7 separate regions of the Homo sapiens genome follow, and regions 1, 3, 4, 5, 6 and 7 are each linked to region 2. The links are chromatin loops, found by intact Hi-C in ENCODE. Cell type or tissue: heart left ventricle. All regions are shown on one strand.

Evidence for each region. Peaks named below come from ENCODE experiments on the same cell type or tissue, not always from the same donor. Only the 100,000 strongest peaks of a DNase experiment are listed, where the experiment ranks them.
Region 1: it touches region 2 in a loop (4-fold over the local background); 18 of 110 quality-filtered maps call a loop at or near these places.
Region 3: a loop joins it to region 2, with 4 times the contacts of the local background. A loop is called at or near these places in 2 of 110 quality-filtered maps.
Region 4: it touches region 2 in a loop (6-fold over the local background); 31 of 110 quality-filtered maps call a loop at or near these places.
Region 5: it touches region 2 in a loop (5-fold over the local background); 31 of 110 quality-filtered maps call a loop at or near these places.
Region 6: it touches region 2 in a loop (2.9-fold over the local background); 61 of 110 quality-filtered maps call a loop at or near these places.
Region 7: a loop joins it to region 2, with 2.3 times the contacts of the local background. A loop is called at or near these places in 12 of 110 quality-filtered maps.

What each region holds. Positions count from the first base shown.
Region 1 is chr6:163,339,104-163,343,103 of GRCh38, forward strand. It overlaps DKFZp451B082 (a long non-coding RNA gene), which reads right to left. Exons shown (of 4, transcript NR_033862.1): 3 at 1,652-4,000; 4 at 1-420. Among named protein-coding and RNA genes, the nearest start is that of DKFZp451B082, 5.9 kb to the right of the region's middle. RefSeq lists an enhancer at 2,350-2,850. In heart left ventricle, a CTCF peak has its summit at 1,737; a DNase peak (open chromatin) is centred at 58; H3K27ac peaks cover 1,967 bases.
Region 2 is chr6:163,179,096-163,183,095 of GRCh38, forward strand. The region is part of intron 4 of PACRG (parkin coregulated); the gene reads left to right. It overlaps PACRG-AS3 (PACRG antisense RNA 3), which reads right to left. Exons shown (of 4, transcript NR_122120.1): 4 at 2,550-4,000. Among named protein-coding and RNA genes, the nearest start is that of PACRG-AS3, 11 kb to the right of the region's middle. RefSeq lists enhancers at 1,892-2,472, 2,102-2,396. In heart left ventricle, a CTCF peak has its summit at 2,266; a DNase peak (open chromatin) is centred at 2,306; H3K4me3 peaks cover 344 bases; H3K27ac peaks cover 260 bases.
Region 3 is chr6:163,709,797-163,713,796 of GRCh38, forward strand. It overlaps LOC124901498, which reads right to left. Exons shown (of 5, transcript XM_047419664.1): 2 at 3,941-4,000; 3 at 3,762-3,812; 4 at 3,392-3,546; 5 at 2,259-2,901. The coding sequence ends at 2,627. Among named protein-coding and RNA genes, the nearest start is that of QKI, 300 kb to the left of the region's middle. In heart left ventricle, CTCF peaks have their summits at 2,063 and 2,949 (motif pointing left); DNase peaks (open chromatin) are centred at 95, 2,095, 2,625 and 3,360; H3K27ac peaks cover 3,121 bases.
Region 4 is chr6:164,108,178-164,112,177 of GRCh38, forward strand. No RefSeq gene overlaps it. Among named protein-coding and RNA genes, the nearest start is that of QKI, 700 kb to the left of the region's middle. RefSeq lists an enhancer at 1-234. In heart left ventricle, CTCF peaks have their summits at 1,791 (motif pointing left) and 1,995; DNase peaks (open chromatin) are centred at 780, 1,244 and 1,744; H3K4me3 peaks cover 1,410 bases; H3K27ac peaks cover 2,476 bases.
Region 5 is chr6:164,925,664-164,929,663 of GRCh38, forward strand. No RefSeq gene overlaps it. Among named protein-coding and RNA genes, the nearest start is that of MEAT6, 110 kb to the left of the region's middle. In heart left ventricle, CTCF peaks have their summits at 1,255 and 2,067 (motif pointing left); a DNase peak (open chromatin) is centred at 2,078.
Region 6 is chr6:163,403,787-163,407,786 of GRCh38, forward strand. No RefSeq gene overlaps it. Among named protein-coding and RNA genes, the nearest start is that of CAHM, 8.2 kb to the right of the region's middle. RefSeq lists enhancers at 1,899-1,968, 1,979-2,158, 2,389-2,578. In heart left ventricle, no CTCF peak of the experiment used is centred here; DNase peaks (open chromatin) are centred at 951, 1,258 and 2,215; H3K4me3 peaks cover 1,028 bases; H3K27ac peaks cover 3,039 bases.
Region 7 is chr6:162,855,190-162,859,189 of GRCh38, forward strand. All of the region lies in intron 2 of PACRG (parkin coregulated), which reads left to right. Among named protein-coding and RNA genes, the nearest start is that of PACRG, 130 kb to the left of the region's middle. RefSeq lists enhancers at 609-3,709, 1,502-2,065, 1,668-1,962, 2,066-2,628. In heart left ventricle, a CTCF peak has its summit at 1,781 (motif pointing right); no DNase peak of the experiment used is centred here; H3K4me3 peaks cover 522 bases; H3K27ac peaks cover 545 bases.

The DNA.
Region 1 (4,000 bases), 160 kb after region 2:
GAAAGGCAGGCGGAGCTGGGACCAACAGGCATTCCACACCCGGAAAAAGCCAAAAGTTTTCACATGACAGAAGAGTTTGCAGCTGCGGTCACAGCTAAGCCATGGCAGGCTGGCTGCAGTGTTTGTATTGAGTCCTTTTGATGACAGCATGAATTCTGAGAACAAAGCTTCCAGGCTGTGGCTGTGTAACTGGAACCCAGAGACAAAAATAGCTTCTCTTCTCATGCATATGTGAGGTCTGATCTGTAAGTCTGAGAAAGAGTTTTTGCCATTTATGAAACTTAGAAGATTCCTCAACAACCACAGATCCTATGAATGAACATTTTTATTTGGCTGGATCCATCAGATTTAATATTCTTTCAGCTATTTGGTAGCTGCCTAACTTCTCCTTCTCATTGAAAAATCCAGTGACTTTTGAAGCTGTTTTGAGATATAAGAATAATAGAGAGTGAATTAGCGGATTAAAAGATCAGCGTTCTTATAATAACATTAAAGAGAGTATCAGGGAGCCAAGTAGTCTTGAGAGAATAAAGCTTTCCTCAAAGAGACAACTCTACACGCTCAGCTGATATTTCTAAATTGAGTCAGGAAATGTTCCAGGGAGGACACAGCTAGCTTGTGCCTTAATTCAGTGCCTGATTTAGATTTGTATACCCTCGTATAGGTCAGTACAAAATGAATCATGGGGAGTCGTGTATTCATAACAGGTGATACAGAGAAATTAAGATAATTTAGTTATGTGTCATTTAAAGTACTTATTAATAAAATAACATACATAGGTGTATCTAAGTTCCTCTACCTACATCAGATAAATTGCATTAACTGATAGCTTCATCTCATCTTTAGCTACATATTTTAAAAATATCCGTAATTAATTATTTCAATAAATTATATTATAAAATAATGTTAAGACTTAACATTATTCTAAATACACTCTCATTTTAATCACCATGTAATATGTTATAGAATTAGTATTCTTATGACAAAGTAACCATTTCTGTATTAGGGGATGCTAACCTATTTTTATTCTCATAATTCTAACTACATGTCTCATTATAAGTATAGCTTTCTCTTAATTTGAATTATTTCATTCTCAGGAAGAGAATGATGAGATCCAAGTGTAGCGTATTCTGGCTTTTGATGAGAATTACCAAATGGTCTTCCAAAGTAATCAAACACATTTGCACTACCGTCAGGAACTCCTGGATATTCCTACTTAACTGTCGGGACCAGCGTCAGTTTTTACCGCGTTTCTGAATTCTCGATCATTTCTCAAGTGCTGTCAAAATGGTGTTGGATACTTGCATTACTTTGTGCTTCGTCACTAATTAGTAACGGTTTTCTTCCCCTAATATTCATTGAATTCATTCATTTCTTTTTTTCCATTTCTGTGAACTGTGAACCCTTCGCCATTTGTCTTTTAGGGACTTTTATGTGCTTGGAGATTTGTAAGAGCCCTTTCTATACTTTTCACATTGAGTCTCTGTCCCTTCTCACAATGATGCCTACTGTTACCATATTATCATTATCCGCCACTCCTTGTTATGACCACATGCCAAGCTCTGTGCTGAATAACTTCGTTACCACAACCCTACAAGGAAGTACTGTCATCCCCATTTCACAGGAGAGAACGTAGAGGCTCCCCACTCACACATTTTGCTGGCGTCACAAGGCTAATGGCCTTGGAGCTGACTCGATGGCGCCTCCTGTCTTCTAATCCCACTCCACAACCGCCCCAGCATTGTCTGTACAGCTGCTGTCTACGCTGATGCGTTCTGTGTCCTGGGGTTTTATGACACGGTGGGTTTTCAGTCTATATGACCACATATGTTCATATTGTTTTAAGTTTTCTCTTTCTCTGCAACCATAGTTACCACTAAGTATGTATTTGTTGACTTTTCTTGATGTGGCATTTTCACGAGCCCCATTGCTTCCTATTCTTTTTTTATAGAGAGATTTTGATGTTCTTGGCGTCACTTGAAGTTGACTGTCACCTCAGACGTGGAGACCTTTTTGTCACAGGCAGAATTTTGCTCTATGGGGATTTTTTCATCCATCTATCTATCTTCATTTTTAAATTTAAGCAATATGATTTTCCACATGGGAGAAGAAAAATGAGGCCTTAAACAGTGGTGCTTTGGTCAAAAGAGTCAAAGTGAAATAAATGTGAGGGATCTAGGCCGCTGCTCCCTAGCTATGGTGCTGAGCGGCTGCTGCCAACGCCAGAGAGAAAGCCATGCCTTTGAGGCTGACGACAAAACCACGCTCTTGGGGGTCAGTCCTCCAATGTTGCCATTCATGGGAACGAGACAGCCCTGCCCCCCTGTGCTCCAGGATTTTGTCTGCTGTTTACCTCCTGTCAAATACCCTGAGACGGTGGCTGGGGTTTGTCCTGCCCATTGGAACTGTCCCATCTCATCCCAACTGGGCCACAGGCTCCATCCACTCTTGCCTCATGAACCCCATCCTGCTGTCCTGCACCCCTCTTAAACTGCCAGCCAAGCCTCTCTTTTAGATACATTCTGTAGCCCTAGGGCTGGTAACCCAACCAACCCCGAGCAATGAGAGCCGTGGCTCCCGGCTGCCATGTCTCCGAGGTGACCAAGAATACTGTCACTGTGGAATGCAGACTGTTGGATTTTCAAACTTGCTGCTGCTCCCACCGCTGCAGCTGTTGTCATTTGAGCAATTCTAATGAGGGAGGTGCTCATTTAAAAGTCGGTTCTTTCAGTCAGCCAATAGGTGAGAAAAGAAAAAAAAAAAAAGTCAGTTCCTACAATTATCCTAAGTAAGAGACCAGATTCCGAACAGCTGGTTCAAAGGAGGAGGTGACTGAGGATGCTGACACTCCTCAGGTCCCCTTTGCTCCACATGACGCTGCCTCTGGAGACATCTGGCCACTCCCTGCAGTCTTTGGGAGCCCAGCACACACAGTGCCCACGCTCTCATTTCCTGCTTTAACTTCTTGGACCACCAGCCTGAGCCTGCCTTTTATTTCAGACTTCGCTACTTTTCGGGAGCTCTCGCATCTGCTGATTTACAGGCCTTGTGCACTCTTTTCTTTTATTGCTGCTGGCATTTCCCTGGCCATCCACGTTGGTCATTTCCACCGCAAGTCTATTTATTTCCCAGTGGTGCACATATGTGTCCAGCTCCAGGCAATTTCGCTTTGTCTGCCTACCTGGTTCTGCAGTCTCTGACTTGCACAGCCAGCCCCTGCTGGGGACCTCATATGAATGTTCTTTTTTTGGCCTGCAGTTTATTCTGTGGCTGTGAAGATCTCCAGCACATCCAATATATGACAGTCATCATCTATGATATTTATCATAATGAGTGAAACTGGCTTAGGGCTTCCTAGGGCTGCCTTTACAACGTACTATAAGCCAGGGGGCTTAAAACAATAGACAATTATTCTGTCACCGTTTGGGGGCTACCAGTCTGAAGTCAAGGTGTTGATGAGCCATGCTCTCTCCAAAGCCTCTAGGGAACGGCCCCTCCTCGCCTCTTCTGGTCCCAATGTTCCTTGGCCTGTGGTAGTGTCGCTCCAGCTCCTGCCTGCTTCATCACATGGCTTTCTCCTGTGTGTCCCTGTCTTCTCTTCTTAGAAGGACATCAATCCTATTAAATTAAGGCTCATGCTAATGACGTCATCATGACTTGATTCCATTTGCAAAAACTCTATTCCCAAATAAGGTCACATTCACAGGTATCTGGGGTTAGGACGCCCTATCTTTTGTGGGGACACAGTTCAGCCCACCATACAGGCAAAGGTGGTCCTTGGCCTCCTTTCCCATCACCCCACCTGACATCTCCCTTCCCAGCTTCCTGGAACCCTTCCTTTCTCTAGCTCCTTTCCCTGCTCCCAATCCTAAATAAAATCTACCCCAGCATGAGGCAAGGGAAGAACCGGTACCAGCTCCTGCTGGGGTGCAATGAAACACTACTTATGCAGCTGCAGGCATCAGTGGAGAAGGCTGGAGGGGGAGGCAGGTGTTTGGGG
Region 2 (4,000 bases):
GCTTAGGTTTCAATGGTGGGTTTCCTTTTTGGGCATGGACCGTGGTTTTATAGTGGAAAGCTTTGTAGCTTGGCTCACACTGATGTCCGCTGCTCCTCACATGTGCGTCTTATCTTGGAGGCTGGGCTCCTCCGTAGGTTCTCCTGCCAACAAGCGAGACAGAAAGGAGGCGGCAGCTGGGGGAACTCAGCCTTCCTTCCCACCACACCTGCACCTTGCTGAGCCACTGCTCCCAAGACGAGGCACAGAATTCCCAGAGCAGCCTGGCTTCAACCTACTCATTTGGTGTTCTTTAAATTAAAAAAAAAAAAAAAAAACTTCTGGCAAATCGTGGTGGCTCACGCTTGTAATCCCAACACTTTGGGAGGCTGATGAAGGTGGATTGCTTCAGCCCGGGAAGGAGTTCCAGGCCAGCCTGGGCAACATGGTGAAACCCTGTCTCTATAAAAGAAATTCAAAAGTAATCCAGGTGTGTTGGCACGTGCCTGTAGTCCCTGCTACTCGGGAGGCCGAGATGGGAGAATCAGATATCTGAGCCTGGCAGTTTGATGCTGCAGTGAGCCAGATTGTGCCACTGCACTCCAGCCGGAGCAAGAGAGCAAGATCTGTCTCAAAAAAAAAAAAAAAAAATTTTCTTACATCACTAGTTTTCTTGCATGGCCTATGAGTTCCCATCCACTCTGTAAGCCTTTATAAGTGTTATGGTGGGATCCAAGTATAAGCTCTGAGTTACTGTCTCATTCTCCCCCGTTCACTTACAGATGACATTCTCGCAGACCAGACCAGCAAGTCTCCTTGCCCGAGGCCACACAGGCAGGAACCGCCAGGCACCCCGTCCAGTGTCCCAGCCGAGCCCTCCTGGGAGGTTCCTGTGTGCTGGACACATGCCTGGCTGGCTATTACCTGTGTAGTTTATCCAGTGGTTACACTGACTTGAAGTGGTCTTTCTGAAGACGACATTGACTTTGAAATTACTTGCATTATCCAGTGATCAGCTCTGGTCATTGTGATCCTTTCCAAGCCATACATAATTTTGGGTTTTGCTGTGGCTGCTGACCAGCATCTCTGTTTAAGAGACTGAGCTTTGTGCTAGAGATTCTGGTTTTGATGCATTTCCTAGGCACGCCCACTTCTCCAGTAGAAAGCCAGGAGTGAGTCCCTCACCGAGCTGATCCTTGTGAAGATGAACAGTTCTCTCCATTTGTGTTTAGTGACAAGTATGTTCGTTAAAATATCACGAAGCCTTCACAAGATGTTCTACTAACTAGTTCGAGACACAGCTTGTATACTGTGCACTGAATGAGTTTGCATAGGTTGTTACATAGATTATCATACACCTATAATAAATAGAGTATGGAAAACACTGCTAAAAAGTTTCAATGAGGACCAGGTGCAGTGGCTCACACTTGTCATCCCAGCACTTCGGGAGGCTGAGGCAGGAGGATCGCTTGAGCCCAGGAATTCAAGGCTGCAGTGAGCTATGATTACGCCACTGTACTCTAGCCTGGGCAACAGTGATACTCTGTCTCAAAAAAAATAAAAATAAAAATTCATTGAGTTTAAGAGGGGTTTTTTGTATGGTTACAAAAAAAAAGCAGTTTAATTCCTTTACTCTTATGAGCCACTTATTTGGTTCTTCAAACATGTAGAGGCCAAAAAGGCACTGTTTCTTTAGGTTAAAAAAATGGGCAAAAAATCTGATTTTATGTTTCTTTTCTCAAAAATTATTCACTAATTATTAACAGCAAACGCTGCGTCTCCTGGAGTCACCAGGCACCGAGCGTTGTGTGTGTTTCACCCGCTTGGCGTTTTCATTCTCATTTCATGTATTTGAAAGCTGGGGCTCCGTACAGTTATGACATTGACCCAGAGTCACTCAGATTGCAAATGACAGAGCCAGGGTGTGAACCCAGATAGGTCAACCTCAGCCTGAGTGTCTCTAACTCTTCAGGTTAACAGCCTTCTCCGGATACCAAAGCAGCACTAAACCATCTATTCAGCTGTGCGGGCACCTGTGTGGGATAGAAGGGGCTGAGGGATCCTGCTGCCACATTGATAACTATCGCTGGAACCAGGGTCTGAAACCGAGTCAGACTGACCCTGAAACCTACTTGCCTGACCATTTTACTCCCATACCTCGGGCTATCTTGCAAAGGAAGGGTTAAAGAATACGTGATGCAACCTCCTGAAACAGGCAGCCTAGGAACTTTGACCCACACACTCAGCCCCGATCTCTGTGGCCACCTCTGTGATACAGACGGCCGCTTGGGGACAGCAGAGGCTCAGGGGCAGTGAAAAGCAGTGCCGGGGCTGGAGATGAAAGAGCCAATTCTCCATTCTTCTGTGAGTCCCCGGAGATGAACACTGTGAACTTGTTCCCAGTCTCTGTGTCTCGTGCCAGCGGCCCTCCCCTCCCCCTTCCAAGGACAAGTCCACCCCCAGAGGATTTGCCCCTGGAAATGGGTCCTCATGGACAGGGGAGAATCAGAGATTATTTGCTTGAGGTGGCAAAAAAAAAAAAAAAAAAAAAAAAAAATACAGACACATCTCCGGCCAACCCTTTTTATAGATGTATTTTTGTTTTTTACAAACCAAATAGCAGAGGTTGATTATTAGTACAGTAGTTTGGGGTTTTTTCTCATCATTAACCACTTAGTTACTATAAATGTGTTTTAACTCACGGGGAAAAAGTCCAGCATACCGTAAAACCTGAGTCCCACCCAGCCAGCTCGGAATGGAAGGCTTCCAAGGCCCGGGAGGCGCGCTCTGTCAAGTTGCTGATTCGGGAGATAGCAGTGAATCGGGGTTCCACCACGCCCCCAGAATACTATTCACAGCAGCTTTGTCATTGACCGTTCTCCCTTTTGGACGAGATCTGAAACAAAGCTTCCAATCACTTCCGATCCTAATAGCGTTACCTCTCTTAGGTAGGGTGTAAGGATTCTTAGTCAAATTTCAACTCAAGTAGGTTACCTAGGAACATTCTTAGGGCTTAACCTACTTAGTTCTTCTTGCGGTTTCAGTTGAAAGTGATAGACTCTTCCAGGCTCTTTGTGTTCCACGGTCCGGTGGTGAAATCACTGCTATCTCTCCCTCCTTAGAGAGCCCACTGCTTCCCACCAATGAGTTAAGTAGTTTTTCTTGCCCATTTCTGCAAATTTGTGTTCATAAAATCAGTTGATGGATGAAAGTTACTGAAGAAATTGCTAACAATTTCGAGGCTTTCCTTAAATTGATAGTTTGTTTTACTTTATTCTAGTTCTCAGTGGAAACAAAAGGCAAGAATGATCTTTGGAATGTTCTGTTTACAAAATCAACCCAAACAAGATATAGATGAGACTCATTGTCTTCCTCCAGAATAACAATCGCCTTTAATTTCTGTGCTGCTGAAACAGTCACAAGAGTCATGATAGATCCAGAAAGAGACCCTTGGTGCTTCATGTGGTATCTTTCTTTAGTACGGGTCTCTTTTACATTCAGCAGGTTTCATTAGAAAAAAGAATTTCAAAGTATTTCATTAACAAAATTGAGAAAATGCGTATTTAAACATTGACATCCTTATGAAAGAGTAATTTCTTACATAAATGTAGCATTTTCACCTATGTTACCTCATTTAATCTTCAGAACTAATCTTAAGTTGCAATTTCACAATTTTATAGACAAGGAAATGGAAACTCATAGATGTTAATTCACTCGTTCCGGGCCACGGAGGTGTACTTTTTAGAGCATAGTCTTATTTAATGGTCTTGACTCTAAGTCCAAAACAGAAGCCTCCACTTTGCTGAGCACCAAAAGATCGGGAGATGAGTCAGTGTGTGAGTCCCAAGAGGAAGAGAATCTGCGGGTCCTTAGCAGTTAAGGAAGCGTCATGAAACATTTCTTGAAGAATGGATAGGATTTAAATAGTTTAGAAGATGCAGTCTTGAAACTATGTGGGTGATCCAGGTTGCATGAGCAACAAATATTTGTTGGACAATTGAAGAGTGAATGAATGAGGACG
Region 3 (4,000 bases), 530 kb after region 2:
ATCCTTCATAAGGAGCGGCTTTACCTCCCTTCCTGTAGGAGAGGAAGCCAGGGCTGTGGCCCAGGGAGGGAGGGGAGGCAGCCACTTCTCTCTTCAGTGCAGTTCATTCCAGTTTGGCTCTGACTGTGGCCAAGCAGGGAAGGGGTGCAGGATGGAAGGCAGCAGCGTGTACTTAGGCAGCTCAGTCAATGGAGCCCCCACGTCTCATCCCCTGCCAACCCTGGGCTCTTCCTGGCTGGATCTGGGCAGCCCAGGGCAGAACCTAGAGTCCAGGGCCACTGGTTCTCCTTGCCAGGTCCCAGGACCCAGTCCTGTTGAAATAACAGAGTTGATGGGAATGCTCTTTGCTGGGCACGAAGCACAGGCTTTAAAGGGCTGCCCATTCGCCACCACACTAGATACTCCCTGAAGGCTATGGGCACTTCCTAGCTCCTCAGCACACCCACAAACAGACACTAGAGGTTAGGGAAGGGCGATGCCACTTTCAACAGGCTGTTGACACTTAGCAGCATTTTGTAGACCAGCCTAAATCAGTGGTTCCTGAGCATCCTTATCCTCTCAGAAAGCTGATTTTGAGCCAGATTAGCTATAAGGGCCCTCTCCTTTCAATATTTGATTATGAATATAAAATGTCTTCCTAAAATCTTATAGAATGTTCATAAACTAGCATGGCACGTAAAATGAAGCCAAAATAATGCTCATAGTAAACCTTGTACTTAAATAGCTCAGATTTTTTTTCTTGAATTTTGTAATGATTTTCCAATGCTGCTTATGTAACGGCCCAACATTCGTGCTCATAGATATGGGAAGAAAGTCAGCAAGACTAGGTTTTGGAGACTAGTCTAAACCCAAGTGTGGATCTGGGTCATCTGGAAATCAACAGGCAAAATCCTTGGCTGCACTCAGGCCTGTAGCTGCAGACTCTCAGCCCAAGAGCTTGTGTGTTTGACAAGCACCTCGTGTCACTCACAGGCGTCCTGCTCTGCATCGATATGGAGGAGCACTGGAGATTAGAAACCTCTGGAAAGAGAGGAGATTGCAGTGAAGCCCCGGGGTCCTGGGTGTAGCCAAGGAGGTGCTTCATGATTTTTACTTACTTCCTCATCTCTCCACTCCTGGTTACTTTTTGGACTTCCTATTCCATTTCCTGCTTTCATAGAAGCCTAATTTTTAATATTTAAGTTTCAGTCAGCCGAAGAAAGGCAATCTGTCTTCTCTTTCACACAGTTTATGTCTTGAAGGATTTCTCTAATCCATTCCAGCAGTCGGTTAAGGGAAAGTTTTATTTAACCCCTGCATCCATGCCTACAATTGCTACTTGCCAACATTTCATTACTTCTTGTAGAATGTAAGTGCCTGTTTCTAAAAATGAAAACTTATAGAGATCAGAGCCCTTCATGATACCAGCTCTCTGCTGTGCTTGTGGCCACCCGATGTTGGATACTGGGTGATACTGCAGAGCAACGGAGCATCTGTGGGGAGGTCCAGAATCGAGAATGGTCTGATGAACAAAATATGCCACCAGTCTTGTTTGCAAGGGGGCAGCACGTGATGGAGGAAACAAGGTCCTTTTCAGTTCTTAAAGTCTTCACTGACAGGTCACAGAAGTATAGGGTCCCTTTTGCCTTTTCCTTCTTGGCGATACTTAAGTCTGGCTCAGATGCTTTTGTGTGTTCTTTTAGAAACTATCAACCTACTGCACACAAAATATGTGTACTTGGATGGTGTTTGATACGGTGTGGATGCTCAGGGTAAAAAAGAAAAAATAGCCATAACCAATTCTGGAAAGGAAGGAATGAAGAAAAAGGTTGTAACCTGCTGGGCGGGTCTAGAACACTCCACACCCATCCCCCAGAATGAAATCAGCTTTCCAAGTCATCTGTTTGGGCAGGAGTTTCCAGCCAGTTAGAACTCTCTGTCCTCCCTTCCAGTCTTTTAGGCAACGCTGTATTTTGAAAGCCAGATGAGGAAGGCAGATGTTTTTCCCATCTCCACCCACATCAAGACTGTTGTTTGCCAAATAAACTGGGTTGGGACACAAATCCTGCAGAAGGGCTGCCACTGGGGGCACTGGAGGCTTCTAGCCCGGGTCAGCCCTGCCAGGACCATGGGTGGCGCACCTGTTGTCAATTAACTGTCCAGGCTGAACTTGGGAACGAAGGCCAGAACAGGCGTGGGAGGCTGGTCCTCCAGCTAAACTTTGACTTCAAGCTCAAGGAAGGGTTTGAAAGGGTGGGAAGAAAAATATTGCACATTGGTTGGGTGATCAATATTTATTAAATTTAGAGCCATTTATACTTGCCAGTTCTGCGTTTTGTAGTGTTTTTGAAGCAAACGCAACTCATTTTCTGGCAGAGAACTGATGCTTAGAATTAGAAAAACAAAGTATTAAGTAGAACTGGCATAAGACCCCATCGACGAGGGATGGATTTCAAAACTTCTCAGCCAGCCGTCCCTCCGTGCACATTATGAGTCTGGAAACCCAGGGATCCCATGTGAGCGCGCTAGGGAAGTGGAGCGTTGCAGGCCTCCCGAAACACAGCTGCCCACTGCCTGCCCACATCCTCCTTGGCAGCTTGGGGTGAGCTGCCGCTGAGAAGCTACGCTGGCGCTGAATTTCCTCTTTTCAGCTGCGTACAAAGATAGGCCCTTGAATTGTGGCATCACAGCACGGTGCTCCAGCCCATGTGTTGGCCTCTGTTCCCCAGGGAGTGTTGGAGGGGAGCGTGCTGATCCAGCGTCCAGCTCTTCCGGGAGTGGGCTGGCTGCTCTGAGGGTGGCTGTGGGTGAAAGCCTCCCGGGGTCTGCTTCTGGGGGAAAATGAGGCTGGCAGTGGCCTGACCACTCGGTTTTCCAGCCACCCAAATTCAGTTGCTCTCTGAGCTCTTACTGTACACGGAGCTGAAATATTGTGCAGGAAGCAATGAATCAGACCCTTTGCCTGCAGGAGCCTACCCTCTGGTGGAGGACACCCACCAGCATGAGGATAAACGCAGAACTGGGACAGCGTGAGCGTGAGAGGCACAGGCAGAGCAATGCATGCTGGGTGTGGACCAGGAGAGGAAAAGCCACTTTTTTGCTTTTTTATTCAGGAGGACAAATAGCAGGAGAGGCTTGTTCGGTATTTTTCAGCTTATAGGCCCCCCGACCCCCTTCCTCATCTCTTTCTTGCAGGGCCTACAGCTATTTGGTGTTAAAAACTGAATTTTGGACAGATAAAAATGCCAGTGTTTTCCTGGTCTGCCCGGCTCTGGCTGCTCCATCTTGGCCACGGTGGCATGGCTGGGGTTGGAAAGGGGAACCTGGGGGCCTGCAGGGAGCCAGGCACAGTCAAGCGCAAGCTCCACCTCTCTGTTCCTCCCCTCCACACACTGTCCAGGGCCATGGTCACCTGGTGCTGGCTCCAGCGAGTCCTGACCCCAGCTCTGGCTCAGGGCTTCCCCTGGAGACTTCAGCAAGTCTCCCCGAAGCCCTGCGTGCCTTTCCCACCAGGGAATCCCTCCAGCCTCAGGTTTCTGTGGGCTCCTCCCACGCAGGAGAGGGTGCCTGGAAAGTGGACATGTCCATTTTCAGTCCCCCTACCGTCTCCCCTCCTCCCCCCAACTCCTCCCCTCCCCCCACTCCTTCCCATTCCCTACCCTCTCCTCCCCACCCCACCCTCTTCTCCTGCCCCCCACCCTCTCCTCCCTACCCCCACCTTCTCCTCTCCCTCACCCACCCTCTCCTCGCCCCCAACCCTCTCCTCCTCATTCTCCACTCACCCCCATCTCTTTGGTGAGGCTGTAGAGTGACTTAGGTTATCCCAGAGTGACCTGAATGTTAAAGAAGGTGCTCCCTGTCTTTCCACATTGCTCCCCTTTCCTTTCCCCTCCTTTCCCATCTCTTAGTCCCCCTTACCTCCCACTTCCCTCCCTTCTTCTCCCTCCACGCTGCCCCTCACCCTGTTCTCTTCAGGCTGTCTGGCTGCCTGCGAGGGTCTCCCTGGGCACCCAGCTCCTCC
Region 4 (4,000 bases), 930 kb after region 2:
AATTTGGTGCTTGTGATGACATGTTGAATATTCAGCTCACCCGTCAAACCACATCTCTTGAAGCCTGAAGTCCCAGGGATCAGAGCTGATAAGTCTGAGCAGCTTTCCTGAGTCACTCAGTCCTGGGACCCAGCAGCGAGCACATGTTTCCCGTTGCCTGTCCTGACCCTCGCTTCTGTTGGGACCTATACCTGCTTTATCACTGAATGCTGAGATGACATATTTTTCCCATGTTGTAAACACACCAACATGTATTTTTCCAGGAGCCTAATTGTAAAGAGCAGTCAGACTTGGAGGAAATGGTTACTAAATTTGTCTGAATCGGAAATGCACCTCCTTTAGTGGATATGAGATGGAACGTCGCAGTTGCTTCCTAAAGGTCTCCTTTTCATCATCCTCCTGACCTTTTATAAAAGAAAGAAGCAAAGAGAAGAATGAAAAATGCACGAGTCACTGTTTTACTTCTTTCAACTCCCATCGCTGATGTTGACATGGACCAACAGAGATTTGAAATAAAGCCAGTGTAGCGGGAGGAGTGGTGAACTCCAGAATTTTGGGACTAATCCCCACCATCAAAGGCTGGGCTGTGTGGTACAAGAAAAGCAGGATGTCAGTGAGAATCCGGCATTGATCTCCCCCGTCTACAAACATGAATCAAGACGAAGTTTGCCCCTGCACCCCACCTCACCCTCCCTCTCAACAGGGCCATGCACTTGCTTCTCCTTCCAGAGGAGGGGCGTCCCCGTGCTGCTGGAAGAAGCACTTGGAACACTTTCTCTTTTGCTTCTCTTTTTTTGGGAGGTTGTTGTTTTTGTGGTTGCCATTGACTTCGAGTGTGGCTGGGGGTGAGTTGCCCAATAGTTGTGGTACGTCTCAGACACTCTGTCACCCAAATATGGAACTGTGGCAGCAGAAACACCTTATGAAAATAGCATGAAAATGTGTAATGTGCCATAAATAAACAGAAAGAGACCGCCAGGAAGCTGTGCTAATCACCGCTTTGATGTCGCCTGAATTACTGTATTTTTTAAGGGCCTCGTGTTTCTGCTTGTTTGTTGCGACTCAGCTGCCACTGCTCTATGAAAGGTTGGATCCAGTTTTCCAGCTCTTCTCCCCTTTGCAGTGACAGCTGTTGTCCCTTGACTCATAGGAAAGCGATTTCTCCACCCTTCCCTGACTCCCAGCCCTTTCCTGGCAGGACTCCTGCGAACCTTACTCTTCGTCCCTGCCCTGAGGTGGCCGAGGGTGAGGACGGCCGCTTGGCCTGAGTCCATGCGCTCCCAAAGTTCCTGTGTCATTTGCCAGCCGGTCCCAGGACTCTGCAGCAACGTCCTATTTTTAATCTCTGGTAACCTGGCCTTCTCTTATTTGGCCATGTCATGTCGGGAAATGGAAGTTTGGCTTGACTTATGTAGCAAAGAGCTTGTAGGAGCACAAGCCCCTCGCTGAGCAGAGCTTGCAGGAAGAAAGCCCCAGATCCTTCAGTTTTGGGTTGCCAGGGCTTTCTGGCTTTGCCTACACCTGGCAGTCACTCAAAAAAAGTCCCAATCCTGAATTGCTTCTCATAAGTCTACATGTTCTTAGGTTTGATAAGAGCTCAAGGCTGCTCTCCTTGATTTTAAGATTCTATGATGTCACAAAGCGCAGGTGAATGCCAGACACTGTTTCCTTTCTGTAACTACCCAGGTAACCACTTGCACAAGTGACCTGTGGGCAGCCCTGGTGCAAGTTCCGTCCATGCCCGGGGCAATCCCGGCTCCACTGCTGGGTCCAGGAACGCCCTCTTGTGGTTGGAAGAGCTTTGACCGACTTTATTTTTTTTAAAAAAGAATTACATTATTAAACATTTTCTCAATTTTTGTGTTTTATCTAGTCTTGGGAGTGAAAAATGCTAGTTTTTAGTTGAGGATAAGTAGGGGGGAGAGAAATTAGAGGTAGTTTTACCATCATCATCATTGCTGTATTCAAGCCCCAGTCCACCGAGCTTGTCCTTCCAGCCTGGACATTGAAGACGTCTCTTTAATGGTCTCTTTGCCTTCTGGATTCTGTGCCCTCACCTGCGTCAAAATTAAACTAAATTTTCTTGAAACACTTTGTTTGTTTTTGTCCCTGCTTTGTTCAGAAAATGTGAAAAGCTGCCCTCTGGATAATTTAAAGGCTGAACCCTTCATAGGCTCTAGGTTCTTCTAGAGTCTTCGTAAACCCAGTTCGTCCTCTCCCAGGAGCGTCTCTGTCCATCTCACCACGAGGTCCTCATCGTGGCCCTTTGTGGAGGCTTCCACTTTAATCCCTCGAAGTTTGCAATTCATGTGTTTTTGCATCTTTTATCTTATGAAAACAATGATCTATCTCCCTATCTAGATGATCGCTCATGGGAAGGGGCCAACTCTTCACTTTTTCTTCCTCTTTGGTTCATATCAACGGCAGCAGCAATGGTGATAATGATACATGTGGCTCTTTCACTACCCACCAGGCACTGGAGAAACTCTGTGTGAGCATCAGTTTACCTAATCTCACAGAACACTGTGGCGTCCACATTATTAGTCCCATGTGACAGCTGGAGCAGCAGAGGTGTAGACAGGTCCTGGAGGTTGTCCTGGTTGTAAGTGAGTAGGAGAGGAGGCCAGTGCGGCATGCAGGACTGCGCTCCTGACCGTGTTGTCTGTCTTACAAAAGACCCTGTGATATGAGTTTGTTTCGACAGTCATAATCGCAAACATAACGATGAAACGTTAAAGTTGTCTGCTTTCAGACACGAATATAGAAAAAGATTTGGAAAAATAAAGCTTATTTAAAAATATTATACATTATTGAATATACAAGAAAATATATGACAAATGCAAATTAAGTTCTATCTCTCTGATGCACTCTCGTGGGTAGATAAATGATCATTACATCTTACGAAGCTGCTGCCTCTGAGTGGCAGAGAGCCCAACCAAAGGGGCTTCAACAGCAAGGAAACTGGCCACCCTCACTTGGTGGGCTTTGGGATTTACTCAACTGACAGCTCCATCTCCAACAGCATGCGGCGCTCGGGCCCATCTTTCCACTGGTGGCTGCTGGCGAACTAAGATGTAGGTTTGAGACCCACGTTTGGGCAGACAATGTTGAGAGGAGGAGCAGACAGTGGCTCGCAGAAGCTCTTCCAGAGCAGCTGGAAAAGACCTTCTCAGGATTCTCCAGTGGAGCTCACCCTTGTCCCCACCTATCCTCAAGAACCCCGCACAGTCGGGCTTAAATAGGGATGTTTAAAGAGGGTTCCCTCAATGGCAGCAACAACTGGGACACTGCTAAAAAGGAGGGAGGGAGGTTTGCGGTACAGGGATGACACTCCTGGCGTGGCATGTTAGAACTCAGGGTATGCTTTTGTTTCTTCACTTGTGTTTCTCACTTGGCCTTCTTCACTTGGGATGAATGTACTGTGGGATGGCAAGTTCACATTTCTCTCTCTGTAAGAGAAAGAGTTGGTATCTCACTTCAGAGGGACTACCAGTGTGTAAGAAGTCAGCCGGAAGCCATGCACGGGGCCCAGCCAGCATCAGCTCCTTTCTGCCTGTTTCTGACTCCTGACTGCACCCCTCTCCTTCGTCATGGAGCCAGACCATGCCTGTTGAGCACTTGCCCTGTGTCTCTGTTCTAAGTGTGGGGACACAGTGGCAAGACAGACTGGCCAGGTGCTCACTCTCAGCTCAGCTGTGGAGCTGGGGAGCTCACAGCTCAGAGAGGGAAAAGGGCTGTGGACTAAAGAACAAAAGGGTCACTATGAATGGTGGTGTTCAGACTTACACATTTCAAGATGGCTCCAGGAGAGCATCAAATCAAGCTCAGGGCCCTTCTGAGTGTGGGCCTCATGCAGCTGTGTTGACTTTGCACCCGTGGCAACACCTCTGGTCAGGACACCTGTCCAAGGAGGTGACATTTGGATTAGATCATAGTGAGAGCTGGGATAGAACATTCCAGCAAAGTCCTAGTGGGGTGAGCATCCTGACTTGTGAAGGAC
Region 5 (4,000 bases), 1.7 Mb after region 2:
TCACACATAACACTACACACTCACACATACCTACACCACACACTCACACATAACATCACACACACACGCCTTCACCACACACTCGCACAAACCTCACACACATACACATAACATCACACACACATGCATACACTACACAGTCACACAAAACACACTCACACAAACACCACACATTCACACATGCCTACACCACACACTCATACGTAACATCACACACTCACACATGCCTACACTACACACTCACACATAACATCACACAGTCACACATGCCTATACTACACACACAAAACACCACTACACACTCACACAAAACACCACACTCACACATGCCTAAGTTACACACTCACACAAAACACACAATCATAACATCACACACATGCCTACATCACACACTCACACATAACATCATACACACGTGCTCACACTACACACTCACACAAACACCACACACACAAAACACCACACACTCACACATGCCTATACCACACACTCACATATATAACATCACACACACATGCCTACACTATACACTCACACATAACCACACACTCACACATGCCTACACTACACACTCATACATACCTACACACACTTATACAGACCTACACCACACACACATCATACACACACTCACACCACACACACACACTCACCACACACTCACCTATACCTATACCACACACATACAACACTTCATACTCACACATGCCTACACTACACACTCACACACACACTCACATATACCTGCACCACACATTTACACAGAACATCATACACTCACACATGCATACACACACATATAACACAAGCTCACAACACCACACACACACTCTCACATGCCTACACCACACGTTCACACACAAGATACAGAGAGAAGAGTCTGGCGCCTGCTTCCTGACAAATGGTGCCTCCTTCTATTTGCTGATGAGTTTGAGGAAAACCTCCTTTCAGTTCAGCGTAATACGTTAATGTGGCAGCTTGATGCCATTAAGTACTTCTAGAACATTTTTGACTGTTATACTCAGTTAAAAGTCAATCTAACTATGGGGTCTAAAATTAGACACACGTCTATCTCATCATCTTCAGACACTGTCAATTTCTCATGATTTAACTTACATTGCCTTTTATTCTTTATATCTGCTCTTTTCTGTGTATTTTCTCATGCAAGTATCCCATACACCCTAAAAAGTGGATAAAAAGAAGAATCTTAACAAATGTTAGTATAGAAATGACAGGGTGAATCCATAGTACCATCTAGAGTCTTGGCAGATCATGACAATCTTTCTAATAAGCAAAGCATTCTTTTACTCTCCGAGAAATTTTGAGAGGTTTGAGAAGAAAAATAATGTATTTTCTTCATTTCATCAGTGTAGCTCTAAAGAATTAAATCTATGTATGCTGACAGTCATCACTCCTACAGAATCTTTTCATTTCCCAGAAACGCCTCTACTTTTCAATCATCAGACCACTAAGATATTGCTGAAAGTAATTGGGGTATTACAGGGCCTAGTTTTTACCATGTGAAATTCTATCCTAGACATCAATTTCTGATTATATATCCTGGAGAAAGAATATTTTAAAATGTTACATAAAAAATAATCTTATTAAATATGGGGAAATATTCAACTGGTTGTTTAAGCAAATGAACCTTAAATCAAAAATCGGGTTTGAGTGCAAAGTAAAGTGTGCTAAAGAAAAGCAAAGAAAGAAAGAAATACAAAGTGTGAATGATTTTTTTCATATGCTCCCCCGTTTCTGTTAAAATGCATTTCCTTATTTCGGGCAAGCTGGCTGTCCCTGGCAGTGTATCTGCCTGTTAGGAATATCTCCTTTTTGCAGAGTTGCCTAAAGCTATCAGTGGTCCCTGTTTCCTCTGAATTAATGTCATTGATAAGCGGTAAAAGGGAGAAATGTTGGCAATATATGATTATAGATTAAATGATGCAATTTCAGGGTCAGTTCTACAGAAAGCACTTATAAGACTCTGACAAGTGAAGATGAATGGAAATGAAGGAGTGCATTTTCAACAGAGCCTGGTGCCCGCCGGCTTCCAAGGCTCTGCTGCCATCTGCTGGCCGCGGCGAGGCACGGGCGTGCCCGGCCACACACTTGCTTCTGCTGTCTCTCATTAAGGGAACAGTTCTCATTTTAGGTCGCAGCTTACCTTCGGCATCCATAGACCTGTCAATTAGCCCTCTCCCTGTATTCTGATTCATTTCCAGCAGCAGACGTGCCAAAGACTGGCAGGAACTCAGGGAAATATATCCTGAGCACAGGTGGTATGTTGAATATGCCTTGGTGCTTTATTTGAACTAACCAACTGATACATTTAAACAATATAGGCATGAGACGGAGGGGGAAACTAGGAGACAGAACTGGCGATAAATTTGAGGTAATTATCTAAAATTGTTGCTTTACGATTTGTTTTCTTTGTCCCTATGCTGTCAATAAATGCATACGTTGCATTTTGACACTAACGTAATTTAGTTAAAATCCAGGAATGCGTTCGGCAGCTGCTTTTCCAAGTGTGCACACACAGCTTCTCTCAGGAACCAAGAGTCACTGCCTCCCCTCCTCTCCTTCCCATCTCAAGGGTGCTGGAAATAAATTTGATGCGGTAGGTCTAATTTTATTTTATTTTTTTAAATTGACTCAGTATTTGATTTCTCCCTAGAGACTCACTGCTACCTCTAGGTCGAGATGAGATTTCTGTCGTGCATTAAGCTAATTTGGATTGTGAATGAATACAAGTCCAGGAAGTCGATTCTGAGACCCGATACCCTGCGAGGGGAGTGCAGGATAAGCAGGAGACATTAATTAGCGCTGCCTTAAGCAGTTTTACCGACGCAGGCGGGACTGTGGTGGAGCACTGGAGATGCTGCGAGCCCTGAGCTGCCTTCACAGCCTTGTTGGGTGTGCTGCTGGATCACACTGCATGAGAAATGGAAGCAACCTATCTGTAAAGAGCCTGCAAACCTCAGGACGCTCTGGAAGCCAGTGGAATAATTACAGTGGGATGAGGCTGCAAGTCCCCTTGCTTCCTGAGCTGCATTCATGGCTGTGTGAAGGGGAGAAAGGAATACATTTGAGGTCTTTTCATGGAAGACACAGATATTTTAATGTTGCGATACCATCCAACAGGGTGAGCTGAGAGAACCAACACTAAGAGTTTCACAGATAGAACACCACTATTCCCTGTGTAAAACAGGAGGTAGGCAGGCGTAGGCCTCCCCTGGAAAACAATGTTTTAAGAGCTCATAAATACCTAGACGTCAAATCATCCTCGTTTCTAGTGTTTGTATAGATATTTCCAATAATATATTTAGTGGGCTCACTTTTTTATTTTGTGCATTTATCCTGGTTTATTGTTTATTTTTCCTGAATTATTGGCCAATGAATATTTATATTAGAACAGAAAAAAATATATTCTAAAATTAATGTCATAAAAATAAGTTACATCAGTTAGATGTCCTCTGCATGAGAAAGGGATAAGATGGATTGCTAAATATCCCCTGGGGCTGAGCCAGCAAGACTAGGACTGCACACCCCTCATCATTAGCAAGGACACAAAATCACGGAGGAGACCCAGTTGGCCAGGGCAGACCAGCCAGGCAGTGCTGTGTCGAACGCATGATGAATGTGGTGGATGCATTGAGCTCTCTTCCCAGCTGAGGAGTTAAAGAGAAACATTTAGTAAAAAGGGCCAGGATTTAGTCACAATGCTACCCTCTCCCGATAGAATAATTAAGCAATGAACACAGCTGCACATTTCTGGAATGGACACTGCGAGAAAGGTGTAGTTTTTCCATGTTGTATGGCATTTGTTTTCTTGCAAACAGGCAAGCACGGGCTAGGACTGTTTCTACGCCTGTCTGCACTGTGATATGCACTGTCTTCGCTGCAGAAGAGCACCACAATGCTGCCTTCATATTCCGGAACATGCCAGGCTCAGTTTTCTTTCTTTAAGTCCTCATTTTCTGCTTAATGTGCATACTAGGGC
Region 6 (4,000 bases), 220 kb after region 2:
TCAGTGCTGTGATGGTGATCTTGCTTCGGAGAAATCTGGTGTGAAAACAGATCATCTAAGTTTTTGCTGTGGTCTCTGGCATTACCTTTACTTAGTGCATTATCACTGCACACAAGGTACACAATAAGTCACTTTTGTAAAAATAGATTTCAAGAGGAAAATTCTTACCAAGTTCCTTATAATGTCAGGGATTCAATTATAGTTCAGACTGAAGCACGTCCCCAGGTATCTATTGGTAATGTGTCGCCCTCTTGGTGAGCAAGAAAACATATGATGCAAATAGAAATTTTGTTCAAGATTAGTATTACAATGGGGTATGTGATTCGCGGTGAAGCAAGACTCATAATTGAATCCCAGAAAGGTTTATTTGAAAGCTTTTTCCTTTCAACTACCTTGATTTAATTGTGTGTGTCCTGGCCTTCATTTGGAGATGAGGCTCTGAAAGCCACTTTGTTACCTTGAAAACCACTGAGAGAAAGTCCTGACTCCATTGGTAAGTTTTCTGGAGGCTACAGGTGTGGCCCAGGGCTGGGAGGTGGTGACAAGACTAGGAGGTGCAGAAGTCATAATTTTAAGGACCTAATCTCGTTGAAGCGAAATTTCTAGGGGGTTACCAGGAGAGATGAAGCTGATTTCAAGGCACGTGCAGGGAAGGTAGAAGGAGCCACTGCTGTCTAGCTGCTTCCTGCATGATCTAGTAAAACAAACTTGCAGAAGCCACTAGTGAAGTACGTATATTTTTGTCTCTCCACTTTCAGATTTTAGGTGATTCAAAATAAGGGCTATGTTTTCCCATGGTATCTGATTAAAGCTTGTTGCTATTGCTTTCCAAGTATCTAGTGAAGTAAGCCAAAAGCATGGTTTGCTGAGTGGGCAGGTGGGGCAGACCCCCTTCTGGCTCCTTCACTCTCCTACACTGCTGCGGTGGCCACCTCGGGGCAGGGATTGGAGAAAGCCCTTGAGCTGGCATAATGCAGCCCAACAGTTGCTTGGACATCACAGTTTAAACCCTGGGTTAGCCCACAACTCTCTGTGCTAGAATATCATCATGGAATCTAACAGGCGTGGTGAGCTCCTGGACCTTCCGGAAGACGGGATCTCCTAAGCTCCCTCCACTAACTGCCAGGCCCACTGTTTCTAGGGCAGGCGCAGGAGGGAGGCAGCCTCTCCTTTTCCACTTGGTCCTGCAATGACACAGTGGCTTTCAACACTGGGTCTTGGTGGCGACCCCTGGCCAGCTTTAGAGCAAGTGTTGTTGCTGCTGACAATGGGGCCAGCCCAGGACTGAGGCTCCTTTTCATCAGGCTGTTTGTCCCTTTACGTCCTAGTGTCAGCAGTCCTGGGAACAGGAAACGGTTTGTGCAATAGGAAGCAGCAGAAAACTGATGACTGAATACTTTTGAGCTTTGTGGAGAAAATTTCAACGTAGAGAGATTGCACACATCCCAAAATACGTGTGTACGAACTGGAGCCCTATCCAGGCCTCCTTTTCAATTCTTAAAATGATGCTATTTATTGAAAGCTTACCATGTCCCAGGCATGCAGTGAGGCACCCATGCCATCCTAACATCCTTATGCTGCACCACCTTACCTTACAGGCAAGAAAAGAGAGGTGCAGAGAGTTTACGTTGCTTTTAGCAAGTGACAGGGTCGAGATTTGAACCTGGGACCTCTTCAGTGACTTTTCTGGATCCTCCTGCTCTGCAGCTGCCTCGGAGGACCAGCAAATTCTTCAGGAAAAATGTTTCAGGACTTTCCGTCCTTGTTTCAGGACCGTTCCTCTGCATTATCTGTGAGAAGCGTTTCTATAGTCTTGGCACATAGTTATGCTGTGGGGCTAAGGTATTATTATTTCATATTTCAGTGCAGAAGGAAGTACTTATTAAAAGGCCCCAAACCAGTTGTCTGAGCCTAGAGATGAAAGGCCTCCTTCCCGCACCGGCCTGGGTGCTGAGTGGCCCTGACGCCAGGCCAGCCTGCCACTTACAGTCTGAGACTTGTGTCTGCTCCCTCTTCCCAAACACAGAGGCAGGGCCTGGCTGGGGCCATCTGATGAAGTGCCAGTGTGCCTTCATGAAATCAGGCATGGGACTGACTGAAAAGCTGAAATCTGGTGAGCTGAGGGGGAGGAGAAGGTCAAGTCTGGCTGTCGGTCTACAGAGGTCAAGGACCTGGCACAGAGCAGGGCCTGCTGCCTCTGCCACCAACAGCCAGGCACCCAGAGAGGAACTGGAGGAGAAGGCGGCTCGCTGCTGGCAGGTCAGCTGATGGGAGAGTTTACAAGACTGTCTTTGAACTCCTCGCATGCAAGCCCTTCTTCTCCTTCCTGATTCACATTTAAGTTTGCGTTCCTGATCCCCTCACATTCTTTCTGCTCCTTTAACAGCTTCACCTGGACACAGAAAGGACAGAGGCAGGAGCAGGGCCACGTCCCTCTGTCGATCACAGCTTTAGCTTTCAGTTTCTCACGGCTGCTTAATTCCCAGCTCACACTATCAATATAGGGCACGCATTTTAAAACTGTTAAATAAAAACAGCTGCTCATTTCACTATGCCACATTTTCTTTCCAACTCAAAAGGATGCTCACTACCAATGGATACTGAGAAAAATACAGTGTCATTAATGTCAGTTAATCAAGTTGGTGGTCCTTGAAGATCTATAAAATGTAACTGTAACACATTTTACAGATTGGCTTAGACAGAATAACTAGGAAATAATAAATGCTAGCATCATCAGTATTACTTGTACAGCTCAGCAAAGGAACGCAAATGGCTACACAGGACTGGGGAAGAACAGAACAGAGATATTTCTTTGTGTGAAATACAGAGTTTATCATAAGGAGGAGAATGAATCACTTTTCATCTCTGGCAGCAACCTGTTTTTTTAACATATTATTTATGGAAAATAGAAAGCAAAACTGAAGCCTTTGGTATTTCATTGCCACTGGATAAATGTCATTTGTATAAACCTTTCTAAATTTGGATATATACCCAAAGAACCTACATGTATCTTAGACAAAAAACTATCCACTTTCATTACATTTAGTAAAAACTCATAAGCCCAGGATTAATGGACATAAAGATATGAAATAAAATAATTTTCTAAATATGCAAAGAAGCCCATACAAACAGAAGTAATAATCAAAAAGTTGTAACAGTTGGTCCAGCACAGGCATAAATGATCAGTGTCTGCCAGCCCTGATGGGGTCAGGGTGCCAGGCATCTTGCCTTTGGTTGCTGGGTTAGGGGGGTCCCGGGGCTCCGGAAGAGGGCCTGGGTAGTATGGCTCAGAGCAGTGACTGCTCACTGAGTGGTGTGGGAATCTTTCAAAATTTAAAAACTGAAAAGGCTGTACTGGTGTGTACTGCTTGAATCTCAGTGCTACAAATAATTGCTTTTAATCTTTTTTTTTTTTTTTTTGAGACAGGATCTTGCTCTGTTGCCCAGGCTGGAGTGCAGTGGTGTGAGCTCAGCTCACTGCAACCTCCATCTCCTGGGTTCAAGCCATTCTTGTGCCTCAGCTTCCCTAGTAGCTGGGATTATAGGCGTACGCCACCACACCTGGCTAATTTTTGTATTTTTTGGTAGAGATGGGGTTTCGCCATATTGGCCAGGCTGGTCTCAAACTCCTGACCTCAAGTGACCTACCTGACTCAGCCTCCCAAAGTGCTGGGATTACAGGCATGAGCCACTGTGCCCTGCCTGCTTTTAATCTTATATCTGAATAAGTAGTGAACAATTCTGATAAAATATCATTGCTATACAAACTCTTCAATGTTAAAACCAGAGGCGCTCATTTTCTAACCTGTTATAGATTCAGAGGACTATGGATTCCCTGGCCTAGTTGCCACAAATGCTGTTTCCTGCTGAGTAAGACATCGCTTACACTCCAAAATACTTTGCAAGAATCACTGAATTACATTGCAAAATATGAACACACAGCATCAAACACTACCTGTCATTGAAGGCAAAGAAATCTTTTGGATTTTCAGATGCTATG
Region 7 (4,000 bases), 320 kb before region 2:
CACCTGGTAGAGCTGTTGTAAGGATTAGGTGGAGGAGTGCCTGTAAAACACTTAGCACCCTATCTGGCACACAAAAAGAACACAGTACATGATGATCGTGTTATAATTGTGATTTATGACACTGATGAAATTAGTAGGAAAAGTGGTCTCTGTCAGCCCTTCAGGACTTCAGTTTAGACTAATTCCTAATCTTATAGACACTCTTCTTTTTTGCGTATCAGAGATGTAAGTATTGTAAATGTGTCTTAAATTATATCTTATTATCTGATGAAGGAATTATTATAGCCATCTGTCTTAAACTGTTATTCTAAGAAAAAAAAATGGAGAAAGAAGAAATACAGAGTGAGGGACTTAAAAATATTGAAATGGCTTTCAAAATAAAATAATCCCAAAATATGGTACGAGACAACAGAGAGATCAGAGAAGCAAATAGCCAGGAAGAAGCTCTCCTGTCAATTTGAATGTAACTTATGACAAGGGACATGGGAATAGATACCCCCAATCGTCCCAGCGGTGTGTGTTCCCACCCCAGCTTCCCAGCGCCCCAACTCCCTGCTTCTGGGACGTTTAGTCATGTTTTCTCCACTGGAGATGCCTCCATAGGGCGTAGCAGTTCCTGGAGCACAGTGGACACTGGGTGGGAGACAGGTGATTTAACTGGCCTTCCTTGGGCACCAGTGAACAGATGTTGTTGCTAGTCAGTTATGGCCCCTTCTCACGGAGTCCGGGTTCAGGTTCTGCCCCTCATTTCTCAGACAGCGTCCCAGGCCACCTCCACCCATGCCGGACTTTATGCCTTCCTTGACCGGGAGGGCCACTTATCCTTGTTCAGGTCCAAAGCTGCGAGTTTTGGTTTTGTTGTTGTTGTTGTTATTGTTGTGTTTAGAGACTTGGTCTGGCTCTGTCACCCAGGCTGGAGTGCAGTGGTGTGATTACAGCTCAATGCGGCCTCGAACTTCTAGGATCAAAAGAGATCCTCCCACCTCAGCCTCCCGAGTAGCTGGGACTACAGTAGTGTGCCACCATGCCTGGTAATTTTTTAAATTTTTTGTAGAGATAGGGTCTCACTCTTTTGTCCAGTCTGGTCTTGAACTCCTGGCCTCAAGCTATCTTCCCACTTCGGCCTCCCAAAGTGCTGGGATTATAGGCATGAGCCACCGCACCTGGCCTAAAACTGCATTGTGCATATAGCCGTGGAAGTGCTGAATTGTATTGTTATCGGGTACTTTAATAGTGATACATTCAACCGGCTGTGTGGCCTTGGGAGAGTCATTTCAACATGATGAAGGTCCAAGCCCAGGAGATGATCAGAGAATCATCCCGAGTCTCCTGCAGCCCTGGAGCATCTTCTGGTAGCAAATAATCTAAACAGGTATCTTAATAGGTGAGCGGCACGTCTCGAAGAAAAAAATCTCTCCACACAAATGGTAAAGGTCTTGAAGGAGCACCAGATCTGTAGCGTGTGCAGCACCACACTTTTCATATATGATGTGATTAGTGTAAATAAGTAGTTGATTTTGCTTCATAAGTCAAATGATGATTCTTTTACAAATAGCCGTTTGAATAATTCTTTACACCTGCTACTTAGCCATAGTTTTGCTGGAAGGATTGAGTTTTCTTCTGAAGACACAGCACTACTCTGAAGCTTATTTCCCCCTGAATTTTGTTTTTCCCATTTTTGGCTGAGAAGGCATCTGGAGTGACTCCAGCGGGTTTACCTAGGTTTTCCCTGAAGAGGTTTAGGTGATTAGACAATAACAGAAGGAAAAGTAGAGTTGCCAGTAGGTGGCTCACTATGAATGTGCTTGGGACGGGATCAGACATGTCACCCCTCCTCCACTTAGCCTTTGTTTTCAATCCCTGCTGCTTTGAGCCTTTTTCTATAATGTCTGAGTCATTTGCAGCGGGGTGGGTAAAGAGGGGAGAAAGAAGAAAGCAAGCAAGCAACAGCCTTTGAGCTCCGGAATAGCAAAGGCCCCCATCTTGCTCCGAGAGTTCACAGAGTATAGCCCAGTCCGAGTTCTCTTTTCCACGCACACTTGCTTGTTCTTTTGTTCCTTGTGTCCTTGGCAAAGACTGAAAGAACTAAGCCTGGAATACTTGGGCCCTCCCGTGTCACTTAAGAAATAATAAGCCATTGTCCTCATTAAGCCACCCTTGTTTTAGCAAATAGAATCCAGATACCGGAGAGGGAACATTTTGAAGGGAGGCAGAATTAGAGTAGAGATGCTTTACAAAATTCCCTAGAGAAACTGCTTTGTTTCTCCTATTTTATTGCTCCTTACTGAGAAGATTCATATTCAAATGGGTTGGGGTTGTGAATAGCGGCTTGCACATTCTCATGCACCCAGGAAGGCTATGATTATGGCTAATTACAATGAAGAATGAAGCTCTAACAAGAGTGTTCCATCAGATTGTCATTCATGCATGAAGTAACTTAGGCTGGCCAATGGAGGTGTGATTTTGGTAATTACAAACAATGTGGCTATTTGAAAAATGCTTAGTAAATCTGTTCAAGACAAAATAAGGTCTAATTAATCACTTTAGCTCTGAATTCTCCAGATGATCCATTTGCTCTGTTTTTTTTTTTTTAATTTAAGGTCTCTTTAATAAACTAGATCTAAGATATAAAATATGTTCTCGTTGCCCACACTTAAATGCAACTGTGTTACCTGTTTCAAAGGCTTCTTAATTCTGCCAATCATGTTGCAACCTGCTTTTAATGCAACTTGACAGAAGGCTTTTAAAAATAAATGTGTGTATATTCTTGTTGTTACCTGACAAGAAAATGGTTTATGAAAAGTTACTGTAAAACATTAACTATTAATTTAGAAGCCATATTGGTATCATCATTGTGCTGACATATATTAACTCTTGAATATTCGGTGAATGTTGTGTTTAGCACTTAAGTAATGTCTAACTATATGTATTAGTTTGTTTTCACACTGCTATAAAGAACTACCTGAGACTGCATAATTTCTAAACAAAAGAGTTTTAATTTACTCACAGTTCCACATGGCGGGGGAGGCCTCAGGAAACTTAACAATCACGGTGGAAGGCAAAGGGGAAGCAAGGCATATCTTACATGGCAGCAGGAGAGAGATAGAGAAGGCGGAAGTGCCACACTTTTAAACCATCAGATCTCATGAGAACTCACTCGCTATTATGAGAACAGCATGGGGGAGCTGCCCCCATGATCCAGTCATCTCCCACCAAGTCCCTCCTTTGACCCATGGGTATAACAATTCAAGATGAGATTTGGGTGGGGACACAGAGCCAAACCAATCACTATATTATAGGGGAGAAAAAGTAATATATTTTCCTTACCTATCACAAGGTTCGTGGCTGAGAACCTTAGAGCAAAGGACAGAGTAACAAGAGAAAAACATCACATTTATTTAATAGAGGTTATGTGACATGGGAGCCTTCAGAAATGGAGACCCAAAGAAACAGAGATGTGTGTACTTTTATGGACAGGCATGCAGAAGTAAGACTGGAGGATGAAATGGCATGCTCCAATCGGTACAAACTGGGGGCAACTCAGGGAGACCTGATTGCCCAGTTTCTTCTCCGTGTTCCTGAGTGACATTCCTTCCCTCCTGGTATAGGGCAGTACTCCTGTCACATGAGGTCTTCAGGGAAGAAGTGAGGCCGCAGGTCAAAGAGTGGCCTTCCCTGCGGTCATGGCCTGTTTCAGGGAAGAAGGGGTGGAGGGAATTCTAGTTTCCATGCCTACTTCAGGAGACAGAGGACAGGAAAAGTCACAGAGACCCTCCTGCTTCTGCGGCGTTTTCCATTTTCTTGAGCTTAAAACAGTACACAAAGGTGCTATATTTTGGAGTATCATGTTCTGAACCCCAAAAATATTCTACCTTAAATAATTGGAGGCCTCCATGAAGGCACAATGATGACATAGGAACTTATGCCTCTCTATCATTTTTTTTTTCAGTAGATGATTGAAGCGAAGCTGTTTTATGCTTGTCTCTTTTCCCGTTTGCCA